Linked DNA regions of Homo sapiens: regions 2 and 3 are each linked to region 1. A link is a contact called in ENCODE Hi-C or POLR2A ChIA-PET data. All regions are on one chromosome and are shown on one strand. The core of a region is the stretch at or near the end of the contact, and the rest is flanking DNA. Distances in the headings are between cores, read along the strand shown. Region 1 holds the start of RDUR (RIG-I dependent antiviral response regulator RNA). Region 2 has its middle 42 kb from the start of RDUR. Region 3 overlaps RDUR (RIG-I dependent antiviral response regulator RNA).

What was found. Hi-C counts contacts between places; a loop is a spot of excess contacts on that map. ChIA-PET counts read pairs that join two places held with the same protein, here RNA polymerase II (POLR2A). Pooled maps may share reads with other maps.
Region 2: a loop to region 1 is called in a map of OCI-LY7, with 6 times the contacts of the local background. The contact joins the enhancer-like site here to the promoter of RDUR in region 1. A Hi-C loop is called at or near these places in 7 of 168 maps with a recorded cell type or tissue (B cell, CD14-positive monocyte, GM12878 and 3 more), 29 of 37 single-sample maps with no recorded cell type and 13 of 50 pooled maps. POLR2A ChIA-PET finds 5 or more read pairs at or near these places in 11 of 52 experiments (B cell, CD8-positive, alpha-beta memory T cell, GM10248 and 8 more).
Region 3: a map of GM12878 shows a loop between it and region 1 (3-fold over the local background). The contact joins the enhancer-like site here to the promoter of RDUR in region 1. A Hi-C loop is called at or near these places in 8 of 168 maps with a recorded cell type or tissue (CD4-positive, alpha-beta T cell, GM12878, GM13976 and 5 more), 37 of 37 single-sample maps with no recorded cell type and 17 of 50 pooled maps. POLR2A ChIA-PET finds 5 or more read pairs at or near these places in 9 of 52 experiments (GM12878, HCT116, HEK293 and 6 more).

Annotation. Positions count from the first base shown.
Region 1 is chr3:101,938,754-101,942,484 of GRCh38, reverse strand. It overlaps RDUR (RIG-I dependent antiviral response regulator RNA), which reads right to left and starts at 1,626. Exons shown (of 4, transcript NR_026934.1): 1 at 1,460-1,626.
Region 2 is chr3:101,896,924-101,900,654 of GRCh38, reverse strand. No RefSeq gene overlaps it. Among named protein-coding and RNA genes, the nearest start is that of RDUR, 42 kb to the left of the region's middle. Within about 2 kb of position 1,799, at least 3 of the 41 ENCODE cell types and tissues checked have a DNase peak (open chromatin) inside an H3K27ac peak, as active enhancers do; they include B cell, CD14-positive monocyte and OCI-LY7, where a contact is called at or near this core.
Region 3 is chr3:101,986,692-101,990,422 of GRCh38, reverse strand. All of the region lies in intron 2 of RDUR (RIG-I dependent antiviral response regulator RNA), which reads right to left. Among named protein-coding and RNA genes, the nearest start is that of RDUR, 48 kb to the right of the region's middle. RefSeq lists an enhancer at 2,464-2,513. Within about 2 kb of position 1,607, at least 3 of the 41 ENCODE cell types and tissues checked have a DNase peak (open chromatin) inside an H3K27ac peak, as active enhancers do; they include GM12878 and mammary epithelial cell, where a contact is called at or near this core.

The DNA.
Region 1 (3,731 bases), core at 377-2,876:
GTGGAAAGCAAGATTGCAATATCCTGCCAAACATGCCAAACAAGCAGTAAATCAGCAGAAGGCAATCATAGGCTGTTCTCACATGCTGATTGAAAGTGATTTTCTTAGTATTTTGGATATTTAATAAAAGTTTTGTGACTCTCGTTAATCCTGGAATAATAATTGTATGAGACCACGATGCTAGCAGAATTATTTAAAAACCAATCATGCAAATTTTAACAAAGAGCACCAGAATTCAATGAAAAGCCCAGTTTAAGAGGCCAAAAAGAAATTTCTTGAAGTTTTCCTCAAAGATAATTTCTGAATCTTCTTAGAAAGAGAAGCCTATATACTTGTAGAAACTAAAGTGAAATAGAGAAAGGAAAGCTTTAAAGGCATCATTTCAAATAATTCATTTTTAGAGTTCAAAAAGCATCAACAACTGTTTAGGAGAATAAAGTTAACCAGATTTTTTTTATCTTGCATTTAAATTAAAACATCAATATTAATTTAACCTTTTTCTTGGTCTTTGCTTGCTAAACTTATAATGGTGTATTTGATGATAAAATGATGAGTAAACAAATTTTCCCTGAGTTATGGGTATATATTCAATCTCAGACACACAAAGCTGTTGGAGGGATGACGATCACAGCCCAAGCCCTCACAAAACCTGAATGCCAAGCAACTTAAGCAGAATTCACCAAAACCACACCATCTCAGAGATTGCCTTCTGATTTTCAAAGTGTGTCTAATGGAGCAGTAAATGCTCTATGTTATGCTTAAAAATGTGTTTTGAATACTATTCTTTTTAGACAAGTTTATAATGAAATGAAACTTTGTCAACCATATAGATGTGTGCTGTCTTAACCAGAAGAAACGACTGGTCAGGGTTAAACTGCTATTTTTCATCTTAAAGAACTTTTTTAATCGGACTTAATTTGGCTACTCAAAGGCCTTCTTGGATGATATCCAAGTTCTTACTTATGATTTAAGTTTGTGAAATAAGTGGCTTATGTAAGGGTAAGATATGACTACAAACCGTCCAAGATTTGTGTTAGTTCGACTTAACAATGGTGTGAAAGCAACATGCGTTCAGTAGAAACCATACTTCAATGATTGCATACCTATGCAATCATTCTGTTTTTCACTTTCAGTGCAGTAGTCAATAAAGTACATGTAATATTCAATACTTTATTATAAAATAGGCTTTGTGTTAGATTATTTTGCCCAACTGTAGGCTAATGTAAGTGTTCAGAGCATGAGTAAGGTAGGCCAGGCTAATCGATAATGTTCAGTCAGTTAGGTGTATTAAATGCATTTTGAACTCATGGTATTTCAAGTTTGCTATGGGTTTATCGGGACTTAACTCCTTCATAAGTTGAGGCACATCTGTATTATTAAATCCTAGTCAAGCCAAGCCAACACCATCAGTCCCAGCAACACTGAGTGACCTGCCCCAGGCATTTTCTGAGGTGCTTACCTTACTCTTATATCCCACCTTGAAAGAATCAGACTCTGAGAAGTCTTGTCACAAACCTGTGGTCCATCAATTAACAAGCTTTTATTGAGCACCATTCTGTACTCAGCACTTACATTCACGAAACCTTAAACTCCTCTGTGTACTTAGTCTGTTTTATCTCTGCTTCTGTCAGAATGAGTGCCGTTACATGAGGGATCCCAGGATCCCACCAGCTTGCCTGACATATCGGGTTTCAGGGCGCCGCTGTGATGACTTACAGCCCAGTCTTTTCAGTACATTGTCATTTCCTCTCTTTACCACATCTCATTCTTTCCAGGGCATTTCCTCTATTTTCAAATACAGGGCAGTTTGCCAACATATCTTCTGTTTTGGAATAGTAATCATTACACTATGCCGAGAATTTAAAAAGCATTAGAATGGAGACTGCTTTTAAATCCCCCTCACTCTGTCAGCATAATCCTAGGTATTGCTGCTTCTCTTGGGACACGTACTTATTTCTATTTCTTACTTTTCTGACCGAATTCCAATAATTACCTCATAACCCAAGGAAGCTGCCCTTTTTTCTTATTATTCCTCTTATCTTTTCTCTTTCTCTTCTCATAAACAGTGGTTCTGTTGTCTATAAGACTTTCACTTTCAAGCATAGGTCTGTATATCAAAGTTAAACTATTTTAATTGAACCAAAAGGTTTTCAGGGCCTGCAAGACTAGCTACTTAAAAATATAGATATATTAATTAGACACAGGCTCAAAACCTTATTGTATCATGAAGGGAGGAATGGGTAAGTGTGAACAAGTAAATAAATAACCACTAAAATGAGAACTAAGGTGAACATGAGAGGTGCAAAGTCTTTTGGGGGCCAAAGCAGAGAGAAATCCCATATGTTTAAAGAATCAGGGAAAGCATCATGGTAGAAATAGATTTCAAAGATTGAGACTGCATCGTTGTCAATCCTAGACCCAGGAGGAAAGTTAATAGAATAGAAAAGTAAGGACATGTTGAAGGAACAGTGAATGGTACCACTTGGCCAAAATAGACCTCACATGTAAGAAAGTCATGGCACATATGTCTCTAAGATAACTTGGTCCACATGTTTTCCTACTTCATTTTCTTGGAAATGATGAATAAGTGAAGTCTTCTGAGCAGAAGGGTGTCCTAATCAGAGCACACATGAGGAAGAAAAACCAACCAGCAGTGAATGCGGTGAATCCAAATGTCTGAAGCAGGAGCAAGAGCCATGTCGGGAGCCGCAACAATTGTCCAGACAAGAAGCAACACAGTCCTGAACTGAGCAGGCCACAACGGAAGGAAGAAAGGAGAAAAAAAACGTGGAATGAGCATCTGCATTTCAGGAACTGCATGAGGTCCTTGATGCATATTATTCCATTTAATGGAAAAGAAAAGTGAGTATGAGAGGCATAACCACGATTAGGGAAAAGAATGAGATCAGTATTTATTTAGGACTCCACATAAAATGTGCAGCTCTCATCCAATCCTCTCAATTGGCTAGGTAGGGAATGTTATATTCCCTGCTTTATACATAAGGATATCAAGACTCTGGTGAGCTTAACTAACTGGCTCAAGACCAAAAGGGTAGTAAGTAGCAAAACCATGATCTGAACTCAGACTTATCTGACAGCAAAATAGATGCTCTTCCCACCCTGTGTACCACAAAGCCTATAGAATCTTCCTTACTCCATAATTTAGTAGGCACAGGGTGTGAGAAGTAAGGACGAATAAAAAATTACTTGTGAGTTGTGAAAGATGATTCATTAATAGTGGTGTCATTTATAAAAACAAAATAGAGACAATCAGTTGGAGTTTGGAGTTTGATGAACATAAGTTAATGGGCTTCATTTTAGATACACTGAGTTTAAAATCCTGGCTGGTTACCTAAGTAAGAAAGTCTTAACAGCAATTGGAAATTGCTAGATTTTAGAATCATCAGGAGAAAGATTTTGAGATGAAGGGAAAAAAGATTGAAGAAATTCATGTGTAAAGCAATGTGAGTAGATAAGAAGTCACATGAGGCAAAGAATGTGGAGAAGATTTTATTTTATTTATGGAGCAGTAGAAAGAAAAAGCAGCTAGTGAAGGAGGTGGAAGAGAAGTTTCCAGAAAGATAAAAGAACCAGCAGGCTATGGTATCACAGAGGCTATAGAAGGAGAACATTCAACAAACTGAAATTTCTGCAGAGACAACAGGGAGAATGAGGACTGAGACAAGTCCATTAGATTTGTTGGATATGAAACTAAACTCTCAGTGATTTTC
Region 2 (3,731 bases), core at 550-3,049, 42 kb after region 1:
CAGCTTGGCAGGGTCTGCCTTCATGTATCAGTGAGGAGATTGCCATCTAAAGCATGTCTTCTCTGGAAGCACCTGTCTAAAACTAGTTGCCTACCTCCATTTGCAATAACCTGACTTTCATGGGTCTGGACATTCCCCTCATTTGAGTCATTCTCCTGTGTTAGACAACAAAGTTGAGTGCACGGTTTGTAGGAGACCATAGTTAATAACATTGGTGTGATCTGGGGGCAGGAATGAAGGACCTACCTGCATCTCTTATTAGCCTTTCTGTCAGGGAAAGACCTCAGCAAAATTTTGATGTAGACAAAGGCTTTCCAATCTTTCCTTCCTTTTCAGCTCTTCTTGTTTCAGACACCGTATGCCCTCAGCCTCTCCCCTCTCCTTTCGTTTTCTCCCAGAAACTAGCTTCTGAATCTTATACTAAAATGGAACAAACTGGCTAATAGCCTAAAATAAGCCAAAATGTTTGTATATTACTAAAATCTTAAACTTGGTGAAATCTTTTGTTTGGGCCAGCAGTGAGTTAAAATGTTACAGGACCTCACCCTTAATGCTGAAACTGCCCCCTTCTAGCAAACAGTTGTCACATTGAAAGACAGGACAGGAAAGCATCGAGGGAGACCCCAACCTGCCAAGGACAAACCTGGATAGCTGGGGAATGGCCCCATGCCACAGCAGGGAAAGCAGGCACTAAGGTGAATGCCTGGAAATGAGGGATGACAGGGATTCTGGAGGCCCTTGAAGAAGGATTCTAAAAGAATATGTCTAACCAAAGCTGGGAAATGAAGATCAGTGTCTTCTCCCTGTAACTTTTGTCTTGAATGAGTTCTAGAGATGAAAGAATATGAGACCCTAAAAAACAACCCTTCTGTTCACCTTTACCCCTCAAGTACTGTCTCAGGCCTTTCCTTCTGGTCTCAAAGCTCTTTTAGGAGATGGAGTTCCCCATACAGTCCAAATAATATGTCAATTGCTTCTATATCACTACTCCTCTCAATAATTCATTTTAATACGTATAGCCAAGACACAGTTATATGAGTTAATATATGTAAGACAGGAAAAGGGTTGCTGGTATATAATAAGGTATATGCTATATGCATATTAGCTATGATTTTTATCATTATTATGCCACAGCCCTGATTGTGAGGGATATTTGTCAAAGCCAGAGTAGAAAGATACCCCAGTTATAGCTGCTAGGTCAGCACCATAAAAGAGAGGAACCCAGTACATATCCATAAAGGAAGATGCAATCATCCTGTTCTTTATAATGACTTAAGATAGCAGGATGGATAATATCTTTCCAGAGACAGACTTCCCCAAGGATGCCAGTCTTGCTGCCTTGTATCAGTCAACTGAACCTATTCTTACTTGGGGTTACCTCTGCCCAGCACCACAGATACATGTAGGATCTGAATGTGGAAGATCTCCAGCTCTGGTAATATTCCTCTGAGATATTTCTTGTAAGAAATTCATCTGTAAAGCAAATATAAGGGAAAGTCCTGTGATACTTGAAGGATCGTCTCTCTTGACTCCTGTCAGCATCCTTCAAAGTGACCAGCTAGATTGATTTCATAACACCCAGTCCCAGCAACAGCAGTTCTGCTTCCGGGGGAAGGCCAACTTCCAAAAATCACAATAGAACCGTTGATGTAGGGTAATTTAGTGCTAAACGGACCCAGCAGGGTGGGTTTTTTTTTTCTTAAAAGGGAAGAGTGCAGTAAAGATAGTTTGGTTTGGGGCCTGACCTAAATCTTTCACTTCCTCTTACAGGAGAGAAGCAGATGTTAACTACAGGGTTGGGGAGGGAATGGGGAAGAAGAAGAGAACAAAATAAAATTGTGGTTCAAATTATTGTTAACACGTCAGTCTGATGATGCTCATTCTCTCATGTAAGCATTTAGAAATTCAACACAGAGACCATCTTCATTTTTGTTCATAAATTATTTATGCCTACTTCACCTTTTCTTTAAAGGCACAAATAAAATAAAATAAAAGTGAAGCCAGCAAAAGACAAGCCATCTTTTCAACACATGGTGCTGCAATAATTAGATATACAGAAAGACAAAGATGAATCCAAACCCTTATCTCACATCATACACAAAAAATTAATTCAAAACGAATCAACATTCATTGGAATTTATCAAATTTTTTTAAGTTTTGCACTTCAAAAGATACCATTAACAAAATAAAAAGGTAAATCACATACTGGGAGAAAAATACTTGTAAGTCATGTATCTGGTAAGGGACTTGTATCCAGAATATATAAAGAACTCTTACAATTTAATAGTAAGAAGAAAACTCAATTTTTAAAGTGGGCAAAACATTTGAATAAACATTTTACTAAAGAAGATATCTGAATGACCAATAAGCACAAGAAAAGATGCTTAACATCATTTGTTACTAGGGAAATGCAAATTCTTTTTTTTTTCTTTTTTTTGAGACAGGGTCTTACTCTGTCACCCAGACTGTAGTGCAGTGACACAATCACGGCTCACTCCAGCCTCAACTGGAGTCAAACGATCCTGCCACCTCAGCCTCCTGAGTAGCTGGAACCACAGGTGTGTGCCACCTTGCCTGGCTAATTTTTGTATTTTTTGTAGAGACAGGGTTTCACCACATTGCCCAGGCTGGTCTCAAGCTCCTGAGCTCAAATGATCTGCCTGCCTCAGCCACCCAAGATGCTAGGATTACATGCATGAGCTACTGTACCCAGCTGGGAAATGCAAGTTAAAGCCAAGGTAAGATACCACTGCACACCCATTAAAATGGCTATAATCCAAAAGGCAGGCAATAGCAAGTGTTGGTACAGACATAGAGAAACTGGAACCTTCATACATCGTTGCAGGATATGTAAAATGGTACAGCTACTTTGGAAAACAGTTTAAAAGTTAAACATAAATTAACCATAAGATCCAGCAATTCTTCTTCTAGGTATCTACTCAAGAGAAATAAAAATGTGCATCCACACAAAAACTTGTATGTGAATGCTCATAGAAGATTACTCATAATAGCTGATATGGTTTGGCTCTGTGTCCCTTCTCAAATCTCATGTCGAATTGTAATCCCACAGGTCAGGAGAGGGACCTGGTGGGAGGTAATTAGATCATGGGAGCAGATTTTCCCCATGCTGTTCTCATGATAGTGAGTGAGTTCTCATGAGAGCTGATGGTTTAAAAGTGTGGCACTCCCCACCTTAACTTTTTCCTGCCACCATGTAAGACATGCCTTACTTCCCTTTTGCTTTCCGCCATGATTGTAAGTTTCCTGAGGCCTCCCCAGCCATGTGGTACTGTGAGTCAATTAAACCTCTTTTCTTTATAAATTACCCAGTCTCAGGTGGTTATTTTTAGCAGTGTGAAAATGGACTAATACTATAGCCAAAACCTGAAAAAAATCCAAATGTCCATCAACTGGTGAATGGATAAATAAAGTGTGGTATATCCATACGAGGGAATATTATTCAGCAACAAAAAGAATGAAGTACAGATAACCCCTGGTTTACAAGTTTTGACTTTACAACCGGTTTATCACAGTATTAAATGCATTTTCCATTTAAAATATTTTTGACTTACAATGAGTTTATCAAAATGTAACCCCATCATAAATCAAGGAGCACCTATACTGACGGACGAGGATGAATTCAAACCCTTATCTCACATCATACACACAAAACAACTCAAAATGAATCAAAATTCATTGGAATTTATCAAAATTTTTAAGTTTTGCACTTT
Region 3 (3,731 bases), core at 358-2,857, 48 kb before region 1:
CAAAACAAAAGAAAAATATAGAATGTGTCAGGTAGGAATAACTGGTATGGAGAAAAATAAATCAAGGAAGGGAGAAATGCCTGTCAGGAAAGGCCTTAGTGTGGGTTTAAGGAATGGAAAAACTAACTTATACATGTTCTCACAGCCCTGTATCTCTTCAGCTGTCTCTCCTTTGTCTAATTCAAATCCACCCTGCAGTGGCATAATCCCATTTTTACTCCTCACCTTCCCATTTCATGTGTGATAAGTACAACAGAGACCACGTATTTATCCGAAATTTGTACCAGGCTGCTTAACCCAGGTCTCTGACTGGGTTGCACCAAGTCTCTAAATTTGCACCAGGTCTCTGACTTCAATCATTGCCTCCAACTTTGATGGAGCACTGAGCCAGCTCAATATGAAACTTGAGAAATCCATATGTGTGTGGTGACAGACGCCTTTATAACACGCTCCATCTCCTTCTTATCGAGCCTACCTCTCTGTAGGCCACTCAGGATCCATGGTCTCCCCTTTAGGCTATGGAAAGCAATAAATGGTTTCATAGTAGAAATAATGTTTGGAGAGTCTCTATCTAGCAGTAGGAAGATAAGGTAAGAGGTTATTACTTGAGAATGTGAGGTTTTAAAGGTGACAGTAAAAAGGGGAAGGAAGATAAAACAAAGTAAGTAAAGAACTATTTCAAGGAAATTGTATAGGATGAGGTAATGAATGTTTTTAGGGACTTAAACTATTTCAGTATTACACAGATAAAACTGGGAGAAACTTAGGGAGGTTTTAAAGGAAGATAAATTCAGGCTTGGACACAATGATTTCTGAATGAGTTCATAATAATGAAGGCATCTAAGAAGGCAGCTAAAAATAGTGTTTGAACGCAGGTGAAAATTGGGGGCTGGAGAAATAGAGGCAAGCATTATCTACAGAGAAGTAGGAGTTGGGATCATAAACTAAACCTATTCTCCAGGGAAAAAAGAAAGCATAGAAAGATAGTAACATAATACTTAGGGCCAGCTTAAGAAGCTCCTTCAGAGGCTGCATGACCTTGTAGCAATATTTTAAGCAGCACTCAAAGCTTCTAGCATAGGCATCTTGGTATGGTGAAAGGAGCCAACTCATAGCACGTACTTTCTCCTGTGTGCAGAAATTTAAAAACTAAATAAGTTTTCATGTCTTGTTCTGTTTTCATCCATATGTTTATTGTACTTCACGCTTCCCTGCTGAGGTGATTTTTTATTTTTCTGTTTGGCCCTCCTCCATCACTTCAAACTACAATGCTCCCCCATTTCTGAAACTCCCACAACCCTGTTTAGCCTTCCACCTATGACAATGGTCAGTCTCCCACAGGCCTTTGGTTGATTTCTCTCTCTCACCTTTTTTTTTTTTTTTTTTTTTTGTAGTCAGTCTCACTATGTTACCCAGTATGGTCTCAAACTCCTAAGCTCAGGCAATCATCCCACCTTGGCCTCCCAAAGCACTGGGATTACAGGCATGAGCGACCACACCCAGCCAACTTTGGTTGATTTCTAAATGCCCTTCCTGGCTCACATTTTCCTGTGATGAAACTGAAACTTGTTATTACTGATGACAAGCAACTGACTCTTTACCAATGAATACAGCCAAAAAGCTGTGAGACACTATCTCTGGGTCAGGCTTGATCTCTGCAAGCGCAGTTGTCGGGGCTGGGAGAAAATACTATCTCCTCAGAAGCATCAACATCACCACTTCAACACTAGAGACAAAAAGGGTACCACTATGAGAACACCACCCTTTGAAAAATGACCCACCTTGGCACCTGTGCTCAACTAGGAGTCAAAACCAGACTCTTACTTTAGTCGCTAGCCAGACAACACTCTAAGTCTCTAGAAACTACAGCATCATGTACAATAAATTACCTTTTTCCTTATGGGACCCATTTCTGTGTTTCTGGGTATGTGTGTGTGTGTGTGTGCGTGCACATGTGTGTGTGTTTAACTTAAGGATTCTTTAATTTTTCTCAACTCAGAGGCTGTGTAGATATACTATCTCATCTAGTTTATAGTTTATTGCTGCCTATCTATCTCAACATATAAAATATGTTCATGCTGTGTTTTAGAACATTAATTATTTTCTCCTCTAGGGAAGCAAACAGTCTTGAACACAGGGAACTTCAACAAACATTCAAGCATTCAATAACTGGCCAGTGTATAAAGTACTTAAAATTTTTAAAATATTCAAAAATATTTTTAAATGTTAACTGAGAAATTTTTTAATTAAACTAACTGAGCACACACTTCTGCATTTCAAGTCCAGAATGAATATATGGCTTGTTCAGCCCACTTCTGCCTTCTCATGAACAGCAAAATCTAGACAAAAGTCATGACTAAATGACTCTTCTGTGGTTACTCTGGCTTCACAGCCAGAAGAAAAGTCAATTGCTATGTAACCACAGGGCTTATCTGTTTGTTCATTAAAAGTGCTGTAAATAACAGTTTCTGTGATAGTAGTTTTAATTAACAAAAATTAACAAATTAATTTTAATTTTAATTTGCTGTGGCTCACTCCTGTAATCCCAGCACTTTGGGAAGCTGAGGTGAGCAGATCACTTGAGGTCAGGAGTCCAAGACCAGCCTGACCAACATGGTGAGAAACCTCGTTCCTACTAAAAATACAAAAATTAGCCAGGCGTGGTGGCACATGCTTGTAATCCCAGCTACTTGGGAGGCTGAGGCAAGAGAATTGCTTGAACCCAAGAGGCGGAGTTTGCAGTGAACCGAGGTTGTGCCACTGCACTCCAGCCTGGGCAACAGAGCGAGACTCTGTCTCAAAAAAAAAATTAATTAAAAAAATTCACAGCATTTAGTTAACAAAATCCAAATTGAATAGACCATGTAAATATCTGATCAGTCTTTTGGCAATTTGCATATAATACACAAACTAATCATGAAACGAGAAATTCTGCAGTTGCCCTAGATTTCGTACTGATGGAGAGCAGAAGACCTAGACACAGCCAGGCCCAGCAAGAAACAATATGATGCCACCTGACCTCAGGAGAGTACACTGAAGTTCTCCTCCCCATCCACCCCTCAACTTTATCTTCCTCTTACTCACCTCTAGTGAATTACCTTGATTCCTAGTTCACCAAGGTAGTTAAAGCCATGTTAAGATTCTCCATCTGCCATTTCATTTCTCTAGCTTGGCCCTATACTCATCCTACTAGTCTTTCTGCCTGCAGTTCTCCCAACTTCATAGCACTCCAATTTTCTATTCCCACCTGATCTACCTTCCTAAATCCCACTTTCCATCATGTCACTCCTCTGCTCAAAGGCCTTCAAAGAATCTACATGGCCCTCAGTATGGCCCTCCAAAACTTGACGCTGGCTACCTCCAACATAAATGTTTTCAGCCCAGATCATTCCTTTCTATATTCTACACTCTGCATAGACTGTCCTTTCTTCCTCCTTATTCCAAGACCTCTAGAAAACGGAAACTGGAGCAAAGATTACAGGGTATTCCTTTATTTGGGGAAGTACAATCCTGGGACAACAAGAGTGGAGGAGAAGGACAATGAGACAGAGAAAGACATCAAGCAATGTGAGATAATGCATAACAATGGCCTCTTCTTCACAATGAGCTGGAAGAGTCTCAGCCACTCCCTTGGAGGTCACCTGCTCAGCTACCCAGCATGTCTCTAGACAGACTGATCAGAGAAGCTGTGTCTCACATTAGTCTATTAGAGGAAGGAAGGGAAAGAGTGT